Linked DNA regions of Mus musculus: region 2 is linked to region 1. Evidence: chromatin loops called from intact Hi-C (ENCODE). Cell type or tissue: heart. All regions are shown on one strand. Links, peaks and the distances in the headings refer to the core of each region. The heading gives the core; the rest is flanking DNA.

Region 1 (9,915 bases), core at 801-8,800:
CTTCTGTCATAGATCCAAACGTTGTCTCTGTATTTCCTTTTTTTCCTTTTTGTTGAGGCAGGGTTTCTCTGTGTAGCCGTGGCTGTCCTGGAACTCACTCTGTAGACGAGGCTGGCCTCTAACTCAGAAATTCGCCTGCCTCTGCCTCCCAAGTGTGGGGATTAAACGCATGCACCACCACGCCTGGCTGAAACTCTTTACATGGGTATTTTGTTCCACATTCTAAGGAGGTACAAAGTATCCACACTTTGGTCTTCCTTCTTCTTGAGTTTCATGTGTTTTGCAAATTGTATCTTGGGTATTCTAAGTTTCTAGGCTAATATCCACTTATCAGTGAGTGCATATCATGTAAGTTCTTTTGTGATTGGGTTACCTCACTCAGGATGATACCCTCCAGGTCCATCCATTTGTCTAGAAATTTCATAAATTCATTCTTTTTAATAGCTGAGTAGTACTCCATTGTGTAAATGTACCACATTTTCTGTATCCATTCCTCTGTTGAGGGGCATCTGGGTTCTTTCCAGCTTCTGGCTATTATAAATAAGGCTGCTATGAACATAGTGGAGCATGTGTCCTTCTTACCGGTTGGGACATCTTCTGGATAAATGCCCAGGAGAGGTATTGCGGGATCCTCCAGTAGTACTATGTCCAATTTTCTGAGGAATGGCCAGACTGATTTCCAGAGAGGTTGTACAAGCTTGCAATCCCACCAACAATGGAGGAGTGTTCCTCTTTCTCCACATCCTCGCCAGCATTTGCTGTCACCTGAATTTTTGATCTTAGCCATTCTGACTGGTGTGAGATGGAATCTCAGGGTTGTTTTGAAATGCATTTCCCTGATGATTAAGGATGCTGAACATTTTTTCAGGTGCTATTCAGCCATTCGGTATTCCTCAGGTGAGAATTCTTTGTTTAGCTCTGAGCCCCATTTATAATGGGGTTATTTGATTTTCTGAAGTCCACCTTCTTGAGTTCTTTATATATGTTGAATATTAGTCCCCTATCTGATGTAGGATAGGTAAAGATCCTTTCCCAATCTGTTGGTGGCCTTTTTGTCTTATTGATGGTGTCTTTTGCCTTACAGAAGCTTTGCAGTTTCATGAGGTCCCATTTGTCAATTCTCGATCTTACAGAACAAGCCATTGCTGTTCTATTCAGGAATTTTTTCCCTGTGCCCATATCTTCCAGGCTTTTCCCCACTTTCTCCTCTATAAGTTTCAGTGTCTCTGGTTTTATGGGGAGTTCCTTGATCCACTTAGATTTGACCTTAGTACAAGGAGATAGGAATGGATCGATTCACATTCTTCTACATGATAACCACCAGTTGTGCCAGCACCAATTGTTGAAAATGCTGTCTTTCTTCTACTGGATGGTTTTAGCTCCCTTGTCGAAGATCAAGTGACCATAGGTGTGTGGGATCATTTCTGGGTCTTCAATTCTATTCCATTGGTCTACTTGTCTGTCATTATACCACTAACATGCAGTTTTTATCACAATTGCTCTGTAGTACATACAGCTTTAGGTCAGGCATGGTGATTCCTCCAGAAGTTCATTTATCCTTGAGAAGAGTTTTTGTTATCCTAGGTTTTTTGTTATTCCAGGTGAATTTGCAGATTCGTTGAAGAATTGAGTTGGAATTTTGATGGGGATTGCATTGAATCTGTAGATTTTTGGCAAGATAGCCATTTTTACAATGTTGGTCCTGCCAATCCATGAGCATGGGAGATCTTTCCATCTTCTGAGATCTTCTTTAATTTCTTTCTTCAGAGATTTGAAGTTCTTATCATACAGATCTTTCACTGCCTTAGTTAGAGTGACACCAAGATATTTTATATTACTTGTGACTATTGAGAAGGGTGTTGTTTCCCTAATTTCTTTCTCAGCCTGTTTATTCTTTGTGTAGAGAAAGGCCATTGACTTGTTTGAGTTAATTTTATATCCAGCTACTTCACCGAAGCTGGAGTTCTCTGGTGGAATTTTTAGGGTCACTTATATATACTATCATATCATCTGCAAAAAGTGATATTTTGACTTCCTCTTTTCCAATTTGTATCCCCTTGATCTCCTTTTGTTGTCGAATTGCTCTGGCTAATACTTCAAGTACTATGTTGAATAGGTAGGGAGAAAGTGGGCAGCCTTGTCTAGTCCCTGATTTTAGTGGGATTGCTTCCAGCTTCTCACCATTTACTTTGATGTTGGCTACTGGATTGCTTTTATCAATTTTAGGTATGGGCCTTGAATTCCTGATCTTTCCAAGACTTTTATCATGAATGGGTGTTGGATCTTGTCAAATGTGTCCATGTTTTCTATGGAGTCTTCTGCACCTGAGATTCTCTCTTCCATCTCTTGTATTCTGTTACTGATGCTTGCATCTATGTTTCTTGATTTCTTTCCCAGGATTTCTATCTCCAGAGTTGTTTCCCTTTGGGTTTTCTTTATTGTTTCTACTTCCATTTTTAGATCTTGGATGGTTTTGTTCAATTCCATTACCTGTTTGGTTGTGTTTTCCTGTAATTCTTTAAGGGATTTTTGTTTTTCCTCTTTAAGGACTTCTACCTGTTTAGCAGTGTTTTCCTATAATTCTTTAAGGACTTCTACTTGTTTAGCAGTGTTCTCCTGTATTTAAGTGAGTGTTTAATGCCTTTCTTAAAATCCTCTACCAGCATCATGAGATATGATTTTAAATCCGAGTCTTGCTTTTCGGGTGTGTTAGGGTATTGAGGACTCGCTGTTGTGGGTGTTCTGGGTTCTGATGATGTTGTGGATGTTCTGGTTCTGGAGCTTGTTCCTCCTGTGATTCTGTTAGCCTCTGTCAGCACTCCTGGGAGCCCAACTCTCACCTGAATCCCAGTGGTCAGAGCACTCTCTGCAGGCAAGCTCTCCTCTTCCAGGGAAGGTGTTCAGAAGTCTGGAGCTCTGATCCACCTCCTGTGTCCTGGGGTTAGAGCCCTCCCTGGAGGCGGGACTCTCCTCTGGCAAGGAAGGTGCCCAGGGGTCTGGGTCTCAACTCTGCCTCCAGTGATCCCAAAGTCCCAGGTGTAGAGTCCTCTGGGGACCTTGGCACCCTGTACTGGGTTCACGCTGAAGATGGTGCGCAGCTGGCTCTGACAGGAAAGAATTCCATCCTCTGGTAGGGCAGGGTTCCTTTGTCCCTGTTCCTGCTGGCACAAGACCCTCCAGGATTCTTTGAAATTGATTTTGCATTCTACTCACTAGTGATCCTGAGGCCCTTGGTGTGCTAGGGGGCCTGCATCGTGGAGAGTCCTCTAGGGACCTTGGGACCCTCTGCTGGGTTCGCGCCAAAGATGGTGTGTGGCTGGCCAAGAGATTTCTTTTACATTTTCCTACTCTAACAGAGAGCTGTGTACTTGACTGAGAACTTTTGCTGGTCTCTGGGTTTACCCCTACCCCATTAGATTTGATAACTCTTCCTTGATTGATCCTAAATTCTAATTCTTCCACTTTCAGGACATACCCATTTTCAAGATTTGCCAATCAGGGCCTGCTTGGTAACCTATAAATTTGGATACTCAAAGCTATAGAAACAGAACAGCTTACTGCAGGAGCATATAGAAGAAAGGCTGCCTCCAACACTCCCGGGGGATGGATTTGACTGGAGGCTCCCTGGTCCTTCTACTCTGGGCAGGGAGCTCACCTGAGGCTGCTCCAGGATATGGCCAGCAGCTGAGGCAGAGGGTTCATTTCTCCAAGAGTTTGCAGTCTGGCTAAGAAGGGAATTGTCTCTGCAGCTGCTTCCTGACTCCAAGACCCACTGCTGTGATACCTACTCTGATGTAGACTTCCAGACTTGCAGCTTCAGAGCCTTGAGTCCCAGCTTGGCCACCATGCTGGTCCAGTGACCTGCTAGAGCTGTATGCTTTCAGGAACTGAGAGTTCAAATGGCTCTGAATAGTAAAATCCTACATGGCAATCTGTTTAAACTAGTTTTTATCTTGTAAAGGCTGTTAATCCCAGAGTGTCAATAACACGTCTTTGTTGTCTGACCACTCCATTCTTAGAGGAGGGCGGGACAAGAACTTGACTGGAGACAGGGAGAGAGATGGTCTCCACGAAATATTTCACTCCCATGGGGCAAAGGTGGTGGCTTGTCTGCCCTTCATAGGTTTATGCTCTACAAGAAGAATCTACCTTTAAAATGGAAAGGCATGCCGGGCGTGGTGGTGCATGCCTTTAATCCCAGCACTCAGGAGGCAGAGTCAGGTGGATTTCTGAGTTCGAGGCCAGCCTGGTCTACAAAGTGACAGGACAGCCAGGGCTACACAGAGAAACCCTGTCTTGAAAAAAAGAAAAATTGGAAAGGCATGTACTGCGCACTTAATCAGACCTAACACGGAGATGGATGGGGCATAGACAAGACACTGGCTTGAATATTTTTGGAAGTATAAGGAACTAATAGTGGTTGGTCCTGACAAGGGGACCAAGGAGCCAGGAATCTTGTTTGGGTAGGAGGCTAAACTGTCTGTCTGTCTGTCTATCTATCTATCTATCTATCTATCTATCTATCTATCTATCTATCTATCTATCTACTTTTTTAGGCAGATCCTTAAGTAGCCTTGAACTGCAGATCTCCCTGCCCACATCACCCTCCAGCTGGCATGTAATTACAGGCATGCATGAGCGTGCCCAATTCAGGAATTTCTTTTGTTTCATTTTTAACTTCTTTTATATTTAGCCTTCTCTCCACTTGGCTCTTTCTTATCCAACCCACCAACCCCATTATTGTGCCATCAGCCTTTTGTAATACATTCCTAACCCAGGACTTCTACATTTACTGTCCTGTGGATCAGTCTTCCTCCTGAAGCTGGCCCAGCACACTCCCTCATCTCCTCTAGTAACGCTTATCCTTACTTTGCTGATTCCGCTGTATGTAATGATCCCTTCCCCTACTCCCTAATCCCCTTAATAACTTTGTTAGGCAGCTTCACCTGATACTATGCTTTTGCTGGTTGGTTTGGCGTGCGAGTCCCTTGTAGAAGACCACCTAGCACATAAAAACCATACTTTTGAGGTTTAAAAAAAAGGCACAGATTATTCCTCCAGTAGAAACGATGTTAAGAAATGAACGTTTGATGAATTAAGTGTTCCATGTTTGTTTTCAGAGGAAAAACTCGCAACTTCTCATTGCACACACTTAGTCACGCAAGTTCTTTTGCGTCATCCATAAAGTGCCTTCGACCCAAGTTTCCTTTGTGCCTCATAAAGATGGGAAATAATCACTTCGCAGATTAGGAAATGTAAGTGAAAGTGCTGTGGTCACGCCCGCGGTGGAAGAGTCCCGGAAAGCCCAGAGCAAAGTTCCCAGGCCGAGTCCACAGGGAACTCGTTGGCGCTGGGCTGGGAGTGCGGCCGCCGCCGTTGCCATGGGAACCGTCCAGCGTCTGGCGCGCCTGCCCGCGGGCCCCTCCTTCCGCGCCGGCGATAGGCTGAGAGCGAGCCAATCGGAAGAAGACGAAGAGGCGGGGCGCGGAGCCAAGAGACACCCCGCCCCCGCAGCCTCCGTGCGGACTTCCGGGTCGCGGTGTTCGCAGGGAGCGCTCCACGTAGAGCGTCGTTTCCGTTGCCGGTGTTTGCAGCTGGGGAAACCGAGGCAGTGCCAGCTTCCCCCTAGTTCTTCCGCTCCTGTGAGGTGGCTGCTGTTTTATTTTTCTCTCACTCTGAGTTGCTGGCGTGCGGCTGCGCAAGCCTCGCTGGCGTCCCGCGGATAACCCGCAGGGTGCGGGGGCCGTCGGGGCTTTGTGCAGCGTTCCCGCGCGCGAGAGGGGCGGGACGGCGCGGTGCCCACGGGGCTCGCACTCGGTTTCCCGAGGCCCTGGGGCTCGGCGGGACGGCCTGCCTGCGCCTGGCACTTCTGCCCGCTTCGTCCCGACAAGCGCCGACGGGATGACTCATTTTAAAGATCCTGATCCGCGTGTCTGGCACCGACACCTGGTGCCTTGCCTTGCGGGGATTTCGAATTTGACAGCTCCTCGGGCCCGGGCGCAGAGAGGGTGTGTCTGCGAATCCCAGGGCTGGAGTTCCCGGTATCCCTCCTCCCCTTCGTTTAGCACCCGAAAAGAGTTTTATTGCAAGATCAGTTATATCAAGTGTATAGATTTTGTGGGGTTTTTTGTTTTTTAACCTCTTGGTGTCTCTGCCCTTCACCTACTGACTAGAACAATGATGAATTCGTCAGGATGCCATCTGCTCGGTTTCCCAACCTGTATGCTTCAGTTTGTAAGCCACTTGTAGTGTTTTCATTTGTCGGAGTCAGCTGACAGGGACAGCTGGGCGCGCTCTCAACCAAGGCTGAGAAGAGCTCATTTTTTGGGAAGCCACATCTGATGTGTGGTAGATTTGAAATTGTTGCTCGGTTGGTCCTTTTATTCTTGAACTTCTTTGTTCCAAGTTTCAAGGGATGAAAAACGGAAGTATGAATCCAAAATATTAAATATAATATTTGGCAAAAATGAAATGTGGTTATTCTTTTTAGCGATTAAATAATTTGGCCAGTTATTTGGCTACTTTTTACATTTTTTTTTCAAGTGACCATTTGGCAAATCATTATTTAAGCTGTTGTATGTTATTTCCTTGCCTGATGAATTAAACACTCACAAAATAGACACAATGGAATAATATATTTCATTATCATTTGGGGAGTTGGATCAACTTAATTTCTTTTTCAGTTTTATAATTCCAGTTTGAGACCGTTAAGCTTGTGTGTTTATATCCTCTTTCCAGGGAAACATGTTCGTGTCTCTGTGGGAGTTTTTCTATGGACACTTTTTCCGATTTTGGATGAAATGGCTCTTACGGCAGATGACTGGGAAATGTGAATTGCAGCGAATTTTTGACACCTATGGAGGGGCACAGAGGACCTACAGAATAGGTAATACCTTCAAAATAAAGAAAATTCAACATTAATTATAACCTAACTGAATTCTTCTGCTCACCCCATGGGAGTTTGATTTGAGCGAGTCACTGCAGCTGAGTTTCTTAAGCTTTGTGGTCTTTAAGTTCTTTTCATTCTACTACTGACTATTGAATTGAGCACTGAATATATAAAAAGAAACTTCCTAAAACATCCCATATGTATCCAAAAAACGAGCCTTTTGGGTGTCTTAAAAATGTATCAGTTATTATTCAGATTATATTTTCAATTGTTTACTAGAAAATTATTCTCTCTTCCATTTGAAATTTTTACACAAATGTATGAGGTAAAGATTGAAGAGTACCCCCTGGAGCTCGTGTCTCTAGCTGCATATGAATCAGAAGATGGCCTAGTCGACCATCAGTGGAAAGAGAGGCCCATTGGTCGTGCAAACTTTATATGCCTCAGTACAGGGGAACGTCAGGGCCAAGAAGTGTGGGGGGGGGGTGAGGGGGGAGGGCATGGGGGACTTTTGGGATAGTACTGGAAATGTAAATGAAGAAAATACCTAATTAAAAAAAAGATTGAAGAGTCAGTTATCTGTTTTCCTACTTTGAGGCCTCAATAATCAGTCTTCTCACTTTTGACTCTTATTTCTGAATGGACAGATTACTCATTGGTCCTAGGAAAGACTTTTAGAACCTACTTGGTCCAGGCTCACAGTGATGGCCACATGGTTCTGAGCACTTGAAGTCTGCATGATGTTAATTGAGTTGTGCTTTACCTGTAAGATACCCACTGGATTTCAAAGACTTATATGAAAAAATGTGTAAAGATGTATGATAATTGTATTTGTAATACAGTCAAGTGATAATATAAGTTGTTAGAGCAATAAAAATTGCATGTATTTTGTTTTAATATAGCTGTGGAAATGTCTATGGTATACATGGGGCTCAATTTGGCTTGTGTTATATTTCTGTCAAATGACAGTTTTTCAGTGTTTAATTGAAAATGTTGTTCTGACTTCAAACTCAGATGGCTGAGAAATGTGGTTTGAAGTTACTGTAGAAATGGTAAGAGAGACCTGGGCGGAGCCACAGCTCATGATGCTGTGTTAAGTAGAAAGTCAAGAATTAACCAGCTCCTATTTTGTGTTGATCAAAAATGCCTTGAATAAGGAATTGATGCTCTTTACGTCCAAGGGAGTGAGGTGTGGACAGCAGACCCTGTACCCAGGATGACAAGGAAGAATGGCAGAGTGTCTTGTGGCTGAATGAGGCATAAAGCACAATTCTGCACACACACACACACACACACACACACACCCCTGCACACACACTTGCTCAGAAGAACCAAGTGCCTCTTAACACAGACCTCTGCAGTCTGTACTGGTTGGCACTTTACAGTGTGGGGAAAGAGCATATTCAAAGGTTTACTTTGAGGCAAAAAGCATCTTTCTTACAATTCTCAAAAGGAGAGTGTTCTTAATAAATTCTTAAACTTTTTTTTAACAGACCAATACAAATGTTGCCATTCTTAGAAGAGAAACCAGGAATGCAGAGGCTATTCGCTCTTTGCCTAGTGAGAGGAGAGCTGGCAGACAGTCTGCTCCTTTGTTCTTGTACTGCTGAGTTGCGGGCCGCTTGCTCAGACTGACAGAGAAGAGGGTGTAGTGGGGGATATAGTCTTCAGATGAATTTCTGAGATCTTAGCAGTGGGCAAACACCCCCACTCTGGCGGTCTGCACAGAAACACACAGTTCTGGGAAAATTAGATTGTCACCAGCTTGGTACTGCATTTGGGGGATGATGGTTCCACCTTTTTCTCTATCCTGTAAGATTTTGAGATGATTGTTGTGTTGTTCATGTGGGAATTGTACCTTAAACTGCAGAAGTGATTTATCGTTGCTGTTATAGTTTTACTATTTGATTTTGGGTAATTCAGAAAATGTGTTCAAGTGGTAACTTTTTTTTTTTTTTTAATTTCAGAAAATTCCTTGACATATTCCAAGAATAAGGTAAGAGCACATTAAAATGCTAATTCTAGAAAACTTAACCTAAGTGTAGTTTTTTCTTTGAAAAGAACATTTTGATTTCAGGATTATGTTTACTGCCTTTGCTATGAGAAACTGTGAGTTAAGTGTTCTCATTTTAGAAATTGTAATCCTGTTTACAAAATACTTTCTCCATGTGTTTTGATGGACAGAAGAGGATTTCAACTCTGTGTCCTGTTCTGAGGTCCTACCTGTTGATTTTGTAGCAGCTTTGGTAGCTTTGGGGACCAGCATGTTAGGAAAGCCTTTCCCAAGACTGTGTCCTCAGGGTAGGTTGTGTGAGAGAAGAGCCAGGCAAATTTTGATCCAAAGTGAGTCCCAGCATACGATCCCTAGCAGTCAGCTTTTGCTGTATAAGAAACAAGCACAAGTCTGCGGAGCCTAAAGCAGTGTCATTGAGTGCTCATGCCCATGTGGCTCAGCTGCAAAGGCCTTTATCTTGTCGGTCTCATGTTCCCATGTCTGTTTCACTTGTCTTACTGTAGGTCACAGGTGCGGGTTCAGTGGGCAGTGAGGGAATGGTCTCACAGTAAGTCACTGGAGGCCCGCAGACTGCATCATCTCCATTTGCATCTGTGGGTTTAAATGAGTGGTTAAGTGCAAGACAAAAGATGCATTCTGAACAGCCCAAAGCTGTGGCAGGCGAGTGGTTGCATGGGAACTGGCTTGCATGGGAAGGAAAACCTGTCTGCCACATGTCAGCTGCAGCTCTTGATGTGTTACGTGGGAAACCAAGAATTAACCAGTTAGAATTTACTGTAAGATCACAGTGTTGTCTGTAAAAGAATTACTGGTATATATTATTTTGTGACATTTTTAGTTTAGCCATCTGTGTGCACATCTCTATTTTAGATATCCATATACATGTTTGCACTGGTCATAATGTAAAATATGAATCATAATAAAAAAACGTGGACATGATTCGGTCTGCTAGTGTTGGTAAGAGTTGCTGACTCACACTGGAATCGGAAGAGTTGGGTTCTGCAAGCTGACA
Region 2 (9,915 bases), core at 845-8,844, 230 kb before region 1:
AGGAAGTTGGGGAAGCTGTCTCGCTTGCACTTCAGCAGCCGGATGAGGTAGTGGGCACAGTAGTCACGTTGCTGCAGTGTCAGCTGGGCATCCATCATCTCTTGTTGTGTGGCCACCATCACTGTGGGGAGTGGTGAGGCTCAGCCCTGCAGCCAGCCCCACCTCCACAGACCCCGGTGTGCACATGGCACAAACGGAAGCCAGACACAGTATGGCTTAGCAGAACCCATCTGGATTATGGCTGCACCCTGACAGGAAGGGTGACTCCTCGTCCCCTATGTCCTAAACAGCAATAAAGAACTCTGATGTCCCTTCATCTAGAGATGCTGTCTCCCAGAGAGCTCAGCTCACCTTCCCCAGCCCCTAAGCCATATGGAACCTGAATTTCAGCTTTTCAGTGGGTACTGGGGCCTCTCAGCCTTTGCTCCCCCACTGGAAGATGCCAGTCCCAGCACAGAAGGTGCCGGGCTGTCCACTAAGTCAACAGAGCTGTGGTAACAGGAAGCGTCTTTGGAGCATCATTGGGGTGCCGGTGTGATCAGCGTAGCATGTGCTCACACAAACCAAGGTCCGTCACTAGCTTATAGGACTTATAGCATTCACTGTTTGGAGTCTGATGTTGACAAAAGGCCACCACATAGCATGTGTGTGTGTGTTAAGTAAGCCTCGGGTAGATCAGCTATCACTGGCAAGCCTGACCCTTCAGGAGTGTTTAGTAATAGAAACTCGCCAGCCTGTCTCCACTATGGCCCTCAACCACATACCTGCTTTGCTGGGTCTGTAGGCCTATCTCCTCTCCACCTGGGTGGGCCTCAGTCCTATTTCATTGCACTAAAACATATTCTATTAGAGGTGGTGGTGGTGGTGGTATACACCTTTGATCTTAGCACTTGGGAGGCAGAGGCAGGCAGATCTCCAAGTTCAAGGCCAGCCTGGTCTAAAGGACAGCAAGGACTACACAGAAACCCTGTCTTGAAAACCAAACCAAACAAGCTGGCTAGAGAGCTGGCTTAGCATGTATTGCTCCTGCAGAAAACTGGGGGTGGGGGTGGGGTGGGGTGGGCAGCTCTCACCACTGCCGATAACTCCAGCTCCAGGGATCCACTGCCCTCTCTGCCCTTATCTGGCACCTGAACCCTTATGTCCAAATGTCTATTCAGACCATTAAAAACAAAAAGAACCTTAAAAAAATACACAGAAACCGGTTGGAGTTAAGTCAGTGGTAGCTTGTGTGAGGCCTTGGGAAAACCTTAGCCCTGCACAGCCACTGCATGCTCCAATCACCTGCTGGCCTTCCTCTGGGGTGGGGTGGGGTGGGGGTATCCAATTCCTGTCAGGGCTGTTGTCTCCCATTATGCTTCCAGCTACCGTCCTTTCTTACATGGTCTCAGGTCCTTGTCCCCTTTTTTGGGCTTCTCACCTGGTGCCCAGACGTGCCTCAGCAGGGTTGCATGTCACCCAGATAGGCTTTCTCTGCCTTCTGTGTTGCTCTCTCTCTGGAGCTCCCGAGCCCAGCAGCAGCCACCTGCTTCTTTACAGCTTTGACCGCACTTCTGACTGTTGATGCTACAGTAGGCTGATGAGGCCAACCTGGTCCCTCCACTCTGCACCTCTGTACTCCAGGCCCAGGGCTCAAATCACAGGCAGGCTCTTGCCAGAGTTACTCACCCTGGAGCTCGGGTTAGCAACTCAAGCTCTGGCCTCTCATTTCCAGTTCACAAGAGGCCAGCAGCAAGCCTTTAGCACACTGTTGCCTGCTAAGCTGCAGGAATGTAGGAGGGAACCAGGCAAATAGATGGTCTCCCTCTTCAGAGGGACACAAAGTAGGCTGAGCACACTGTCTTTGAATGGCTGGCAGCCTTACTGACTGCAGAGGGCAAACCAAACCCAACCAAAACCAGAGTTAGGAAGTGCTGGAAAGTGGGCCATGAGGCAAGGGCCGAGTCGGGCAGATGCCTGGGGCAAGAACATCTCAGGTAGAAGGGGGCCAAAGCCTTGAGGCAGCAGGCACCTTTCCTGCTTCCGGGTTTTGACCTAAGCTCAGGGAAAGGTAGAGCTGTCCTTGACAGTGACTGGGAAGGTGAGCACGGTAGGCTTAAGGGGAGGACAGAGCTGAGACTCAAAGAGTACAAGACAGACATTGAAGACAGAGGGGTACAGCCAGCAATCTCGGCACTCAGGAGCCTGAGGTAAGAGTTTTGAGACTAGCCTGTGCTACACAGCAAGATCCTGTCTCAAAAGGAAAATAAAACCCAGGCTGGGCTTGTTGGCTTACTCCTGTGATCTCAACACTCAGAGGTTGGCCAGCCTGTGCTACAGAGTGAAACCCTATCTTAAAAATTAAGGTGTCAGTGGAAGGGGGTGGTGGCTCCTGGGGGAGGAAAGGGGATGTGATTTCAGGAGGACACTCTGCAGACTTCTGGCCGTCAATGCACACGAGTGCTCACATACACATGTACCACTAATAAAGCCCTAAAATTCAGAAAACAAAAGTCAGCAATGTCATTTATAAGTTCAAGGTTAAGGCTCCCCTTGGAGATCAAGTGGACAGCACTGGTGTACACCACACAGTTGTGAGCTGCCTCCAGGGCAGAACAAAGGAGGCAGCAGCTTCAAGGCAGTCAAGGGAGCCGAGGAACAATCAGTGAGAGTGCGCAGGGAAGTGGAGGTGAGCAAGGTAGAGGTGGGGAATGACAGGTGGAGCTGGGGCTGGCTGGGAGCCTTGAGAGGAGCCCTTCAGTAACGGGGATTTTTATACTTAGGTTTTGAGACAGGATTGCTATCCATCCCAGGAACTCATGATGTTCCTGTGGGGGTGTTTCAAAACCATGGACAGGAGCCTGATGAGAGGTTCGGGAGCAGGATCCTTTCATTGTAGAGGGTGGATGGAGGATATAAAGGGGTGTGTGTGTGTGTGTGGGGGGGGGTTCACCTGGAATGGGGACTCCGCCAGGCTAGGGACAAGTCATTTGGAAGGAGTTTGGAGATGCATGGGTGTGGGAGCAGGAGCTACTCTTGCTTTCTCACAAGAGCTTGCCTAAGATGAAGAGGCAGTGAAGAACTATAGAAGCAACAATGTAGGCTATAGCATCCCTGAGCACCACTGGGCCTATGAGCTCTGTGCTCCCGAGGCCAAAGGGAAAGGACTGTGAGTTAGAGACTAGTCTGACTCAAAAATAAGAAGGGGGTCTGGAGTGAGGAAGCAACTTGGAGACCAGGTCAGCAGGGCCAGCTGAGTTTTACCAGGGTTTTGGATTAGCCAAGCAAGAGAGGCGGCCAGGGAGTGCTGTATTTTCAAAATGACTATGGGCAAAGCAGGGTGTCAGGTGGGTAAATGTTCTGCAGATTCAGTACTGACGGAGCCATCTTCTAGTCGACACTACAACCTTTTGGTAAGGCAAGTCATTTGTGTCTTTCCCCTGCTTACAAGTGGGGCTCTGTCCCTCCCTGGTACCAGCTTCATCAATCTCATATACACCCCTTTTAGCCTGTGCTTCTACACTCTTAAATTTGCTTCCCAGATCTTTTTGGACACGCTGCTTTGTCCAGGGGGCTCCCTGAAGACAGCGCCAGTGGCTCTCTGCTACCCTGGGGCATCCCAAGTGCCAAACTAGGACTTTGTCCAGAGCTGTCACTCTGATTTTCCTATACAGGAAGAATGAGAACCTTGCGAGTACACACAGGCCTTGGGTTCCTCCCCCAGCACCATCACACTAGACAGGACAAGGAGCATGATCGCTCCAGCCCCCCAACCTTGTATTATTGTACGTAACCAAATGCTAGTGACAATGTATGGAGATGCAAAGAACATGTCCTAGGCTCCGCGCTGTGCCCAGGACGAAGTGCACCGGGGCAGTCTCATCTTCCCGTTCTCTGCTGTCTCGTCCCAGCCTTTTGCTTTAGCCATCCCCGCACAGCCTCCACACTCAAGGAGGTCGCCCTCCCGACTCGACCCGGCCCTCCGCAAGCAGGCAGCTGAGTTCCGCGGGATCTGCGGTCGCGCCTGCGCACTGAGCTCACCTCGCTCCTTGCGCTCCGGAAAGCCGAGGTCCGGCGGGAAGCTGGGTATCTTCTCGGGGTCAGGCTCCACCGAGGCATCCCACAGATAGCGCCGGGTCAGGTGCGCCCCCATGGCTACTCTGCCTTACCCTTCTTTAGTAGCCGGGGTCACCTCGCTCCCACCTGGAAGCACTGCCCCTTCAGTGTCTTCCGGGTCATCTAGGCTGCGGCGGGGGTCATAGAGATGAACGATGGAACGCTTCCTGGCTCGCTGACACCCCCTGGCGGTGTGGAGGAGACAGAGCGGGTGCGGCGAACGCCAGTTGGCTAGAAGGCCAGGCTGGCCAGGGAGTTGCAGGGAGGAGTGCGGGTGTGGAAGCGGGGAGGTGGCAGGGTCCCCTGTGCTCTGCCCAGTGCTAGGATTATAAATGTGTGCCACCAAGCCTGCTGTATACATGTGTATACATGGGTACTGTGGACACCCTGGACCGAACCATCTTCCGCGTTCCTCTTCCTCCTCCTCTTTTTTTTTTTTTTCTTAAATTAATTTTTTTTTCTGGTTTTAGGATAGACCCCCAGGCCTAGCATATGGTAGATAAGTGCTTTCCCACAGATATACACTACCATTTCCAACACTCGAACTTCCAAACACTTTCCCTAGGTTTGTCGGTGTGAGTGCACATACGTAGGTGTGCTTATGAGTGCATTTGGTGGTCAGAGGTCAATTTCTGGGGTCATTACTCTGTCTCTGTCCAACTTGTTTGAGACACTGTCTCCCACTGGCTTTGAACCCTTCAAGTAGGTGAGGCTGGCTGTCTAGAAGGCCCGAGAGATTTAACCGGGCACCCTGTCTGTGGTTCTGGAATTTCAAGCGTGTGCCCCCACACCAGGAGTTTTCTTACATGGGGTTTGGGGACTGAATTGAGTTCTTTATGTTGGTAAAGCAATCACAGTAATGACTGAGCCCTCCTTCCAGTCGTTGTTCTTCTAAAATGAATACTTTGTGATCCTGGTCTAGAACATGGTAAATGAAGGCTTTACCACTGAAGCCTGTCCGTAGTGCCCAATCCTGACCAGAGAGGGCGCAGCCAACCTGATGGTCTTAAAAGCTCTTGGTCTAGAGCTTCTGAAGGAACCACTCTCTTCCTTGCTCCTAAGTGTCTGTCAGGGTGTGTCCTCTCTTGGCTTGCTCTCTCCTCTCATCCAGGACAGCTTATTTGACTCAGACTAAGCACACCTCTCTGTTCAGAGCTCCCCAAGGCGGGCTGGTCTGTAAGCCCCAGGGATCCTCTTGTCTTTGTCTCCTCTGGGCTGCCATGCCCAGCGTCTGTTTTACATGGTATTTTAGTTAGGGTTTCCATTGCTGTGATGAAATACCACCAGAAGCCATTTGGGGAGGTAAGTGTTTTACTTCCCGGTCTGGAATGCAGTATGTCCTGACGGGAATGTCCTGATGGGAAGTCAGGACAGGAACACAGACCCTGGAGGCAGGAACTGACACAGTGGCCACCCAGGAGTGCTGCTTACTGGCATTCTCAGGCTGCTTTCTTTTCTTTGTATAGGGTTTCTCTGTATAGCCCTGGCTGTCTTGGAACTCACTTTGTAGACCAGGCTGGCCTCGAACTCAGAAATCCGCCTGCCTCTGCCTCCCAAGTGCTGGGATTAAAGGCATGCGCCACCACCGCCTGGCTCAGGCTGCTTTCTTTTAGTACCCATGGCCACCACCTCAGGGGTTACACCACATGTCAACCACTAAATAAAATGTACAAAAAAAAAAAGGAAAAAAAAAAAAGAGAAGAAAAGAAAAAGAAAGAAAGAAAATGTACTCCAGACTTGCCTTTGGCCAATCTGGTGGGGTGTTTTCTCAGCTGAGGCTCTCTCTTCCACAGTGACTCTAACCTATGTCAAGTTGACATAAAAAGCAGGTAGCACAGTGTGGCTTCTTGAGATCAAACATAGGTCTTTGCCTTTGTGAGACAGTACTTTAAAACTGAGTGGCTTAGTTAGGGTTTTATCACTGTGAAGAAACAAAGAAAACATTTAATTGGGGCTGGTTTATGGTTTCAGAGGTTCAGTCTGTTATCATCATGGTGGGAAGCATGGCAGCATCCAGGCAGGCCTGGTGCTGGAGAAGGAGCTGAGCGTTCTGCACCTTGGTCTGAAGGCAGCCAGGAGGAGCCTCTCTTCTCCACTGGACAGAGCTTGAGCACATACATGTTGTCTTTCCCCCTCCCTGTCTCTCTTTCTTGTCTATGTCTCTGTGACGTGCAAACACTCTGTCTTTGTGTCAGACATATACTCTGTGTCTCTGTCTCCATGTACACACACACAATTCACGTGTCGGTCTCTCTGTGTCTGATACACAAACCTCTGTCTCTCTTGGCGTCTCTCATACATGCCCCATGTCTCGTTCTCCGTTCTCACCCCCGTGTCTTATTCTCTGTTTGTCTCTGTCACACATACTCTGTCTCTGTTTCACACATATTATCACATTCTGTGTCCTACACATACTCATTCACACTCTGTCTCTCTGAGCATGTCACACACACTCTTTCGTTCTGTCTTTGCTTATCTCTGTTATACACTTCCTGTCTCTGTCTGTCTGTCTGTCTATCCCCTCAGTCTCTGGATCTCAGTCTGTGTCACACACACACACACACACACACACACACACACACACACACACACACACACACACACAAACACACACACACACACACTGTCTTTTGTATTTCTATGTTCTCCCTTTCTTGTTAGTTTGTCCTCTCTCTCTCTCTCTCTCCCTCTCTCTCTCTCTTTCTCTCTCTCTCTCTTTCTCTCTCTCTCTCTCTCTCTCTCTCTCTCTCCTTTTTTGTATTTCTGAGACAGGATTTCCTCTGTGTAGCCATGGCTTTCCTGGAATTCCCTCTGCAGACCAGCCTGGCCTCAAACTCAGACATCTGCCTGCCTCTGCCTCCCAACTGCTGGGATTAAAGGGGTGCGATACCACACCCAGCTCTTTTGCATTTCTGAGCTTATAATCACATTTTCCCTTTCCCTCTAAACCCTCTCATATACCCTTCCATACTATCTTCCAAATTAATGGCCTCCTTTTCATTGTTATTGCATCCATATATGCATATACATATATGCTCCTAAATATAACCAGCTCAGTCTGTATAGTGTTACTCCTATGTCTGTTTTCAGGGCTACTGTTTGGCAATTACTTAGTTGGTGAGCTCTTCCCAGGGGAAGACCACCTCTGCTGCGCTCAGATTTCTTAGTTGCCTGTAGTTCTTTGTGTAGGGTTGAGGCCGTGTCGGCTTCTCCTTGTCCACTTTGTCATGTTCTGATTCTTCCACTCTCACCTGCTATTAATTGCCTGTAGTTCATCTAAGGATGAGGCCTTGTGAGATTTTCCTTTACCAGGTACCAACTAGTGTGGTTGTGCAGGTCTCACGTGGGCAGCTTCCCTGTCATGTGCAGAAGACACCCACACAGCAGATGTCCTGGTCCTCTGGCCCTTACAGTCTTTTGTGCATTTCTTCCACAACATTCCCCGAGCCTTACACATGTGTGCAGGTTGCATGGTAGATGTATCGGTTTAGATTGGGCATCCCGTGGTCAGGTGTTCTCTGCATACAGATGTCTGTAATGGTCTCTGTCTGATGCAAAGCAGGCATTGTTGAGGGGCAAGAGCTTACCTTAGTGTGTTAGGATAAGTATTTAGAATGCAGTTAGAATTATGCTAGTTTAGGGAAAGCTCGGTAGTTGGTTCTCCTCCATGGGTTGGGGGCTAGGTCTACAGTGCCAGATGTGGATTCCTTCCTAATGAGCATGCTGAAAGTCCAATTAGATTGCTGTTGGTCATCCCTGAGGTATAGCGTGATTCTTGTCGCCATAGTGTTGTGCCTCACAGGCTTCCCAGCTGGGCAGCAGCTCTTCACTGCTCCTCTTGGTTGTGAGCTTGCACGGCCTCTGCAGGGATGATGGGGGCTAGGCCTCAGGGAGGGTGCTGCAGGCCAGCTCCAGCTCCATTTCTCCAGGTTCTGTGTCTGAAGTGTGTGCTTTCAGAAGTAGGGTTGTCTCAGTCTCTGTGTCCTGCACACTATCTCTCTGTCACACGCACCTCCTTTGTATCTCCTTATCTCTGTCTTTTCCAATGTCTGACTCTCCGTGCCTCACACAAATATACACTATTTTCCCATCTCTCTGACTCTGTCTCTATATTACACATACTCTCTGTCTCTGTCCATGTTATTCTGTTTCTCAAATACCCACCACCTCTGTCTTTCTGTCTGTCTGCCTGTCTCACACATCGCTTCTCTCTCCATGTCTCATGCATACCCTCTCTGCCTCTATTTCTCTCTGTCACACACACTGTCTCTTTGTCTCTGTATCACGCACAAACACACTGTCTGTGTGACACACACACTTCTCTCACTGTCTGTTTTTGTCTCTCACATCTCTCTGTGTCTATATGTCTCACATAGATATACTGTCTTTTTGTTTTACCCACACAGGCGCGTGCGCATGCACATACACAAACACACACACACACTTTGCCTTTGTCACATTTAACACACTTATTTGTCATCTTCACACTTTACTCCTCTGTGTCACACACACTCTTTGACTCTCCCTGTGTTTTATGGACCCTTGAGCTTCCTATCTCTCCTTGTGTGTCTCTGCTTCTCTTTGTCACATGTACACTCTCTTGGTCACATATACACTTCTCTCTGTAACACACAAACACATTCACCTTGTCTTTGTATTACACTCTGTCTCTCTGTGTTCTTGTCTCTGTGTCACTATATAATCTCTGTCTCTCTGCCATGCACACTTGCTTTAACTCTTTCTGTGTCTCTCTCACACACACTTCCGCTCCCCTTTCTTTCTCTCTATCTCTCTGTCACACATGCAGTCTCTCTGTGCCTTTAATAGCCCATCTTAGTTGTCAGCTTCATTACATCGGGAATCAGCTAAAACCCATGAAGATGGGAACGTGAGGGATTTTTCTTGATTGATCATTTGAGGTATGAAGAGCTCCAAATCTGGATTATTTGAAGTAGGAAGACTCACTCCAAATCTGGGGACATCTTCTGGTGGCAGCCCATGTGAAAGGATGTGGAAGAAAGAAGCTTTTGGTTTTGTCTGCTTACACTTACTCAGGCTGGCAGGTTTATCCGCCCTGTTCCTGAGGTATCCCTTTGTTGGGATTACGATCTACACACCTTTACTCCCACTTCTGGAATATAGACACATCTTTAGTACATCCCTTTAATCCTAGACAATGACATCTAGACAATTGAAGGGCAGACAAAGTGTTGAATAAGAGAAAGATTGGACAGAATGAGTCAGTGACAGGATATACCCAATTTCTATGAGAGCAGACAGGAAAGAGCAGTGCAGAGAGAGAGAGAGAGACACACACACACACAGTTCAGTTTGGTGAAGAACAGTTGAGCTCAGTTAAGTTACTGTATTTCTGTTTGGTTCATGCAGTCAGTTCAGTTCAGTTCAGTTCAGTTCAGTTCAGTTCAGTTCAGTTCAGTTCAGTTCATGGAGTTCAGAGGCAGTTTTTCCACGCAAAGCAATTCAGTCAGAAGCCAACTTGAATCAGTCAGCTTGGAGAGGATTTAATCAGAACAGATGAGTTGAACTAGCCAGCCATAGTCTAGAAAGAGTTAGAAAGGGTGAGTTTATTCAGCAGTAAGCCTCTGAGACAACAATTACCTCTGGTGAGTGAAAGTTACTTTTACACCTGGTACCCAACATGGTTGGAGACGAAGAGGAAAGGCCACCAATGTTGTAGAAAGCAGAGGACATTTGGCAGAAACGTTGCGGAGGACGGGTGACATTTAACAGAAAACAGCAGAAGAAAAATTCACCAGAGGAAGCATCAGTTCTTCGAGTTTGATTGGATGCCCAGAGAGA

Evidence for each region. A loop is a pair of places that touch in the nucleus more often than their neighbours do. Peaks named below come from ENCODE experiments on the same cell type or tissue, not always from the same donor. Only the 100,000 strongest peaks of a DNase experiment are listed, where the experiment ranks them.
Region 2: a loop joins it to region 1, with 2.5 times the contacts of the local background. A loop is called at or near these places in 2 of 42 quality-filtered maps.

What each region holds. Positions count from the first base shown.
Region 1 is chr8:83,328,082-83,337,996 of GRCm38, reverse strand. Elmod2 (ELMO/CED-12 domain containing 2) reads left to right here and starts at 5,511. Exons shown (of 9, transcript NM_178736.5): 1 at 5,511-5,647; 2 at 6,739-6,886; 3 at 8,857-8,885. The coding sequence starts at 6,745. Gm32327 (predicted gene, 32327) reads right to left here and starts at 5,378. Exons shown (of 2, transcript NR_168721.1): 1 at 4,947-5,378. In heart, for the core only: no CTCF peak of the experiment used is centred there; a DNase peak (open chromatin) is centred at 5,416; H3K4me3 peaks cover 1,834 bases; H3K27ac peaks cover 1,104 bases; H3K27me3 peaks cover 696 bases.
Region 2 is chr8:83,561,036-83,570,950 of GRCm38, reverse strand. It overlaps Ndufb7 (NADH:ubiquinone oxidoreductase subunit B7), which reads right to left and starts at 4,193. Exons shown (of 3, transcript NM_025843.3): 1 at 4,021-4,193; 2 at 1-121. The coding sequence starts at 4,132. In heart, for the core only: CTCF peaks have their summits at 4,283 (motif pointing left) and 5,072; a DNase peak (open chromatin) is centred at 4,230; H3K4me3 peaks cover 2,035 bases; H3K27ac peaks cover 2,160 bases; H3K27me3 peaks cover 249 bases.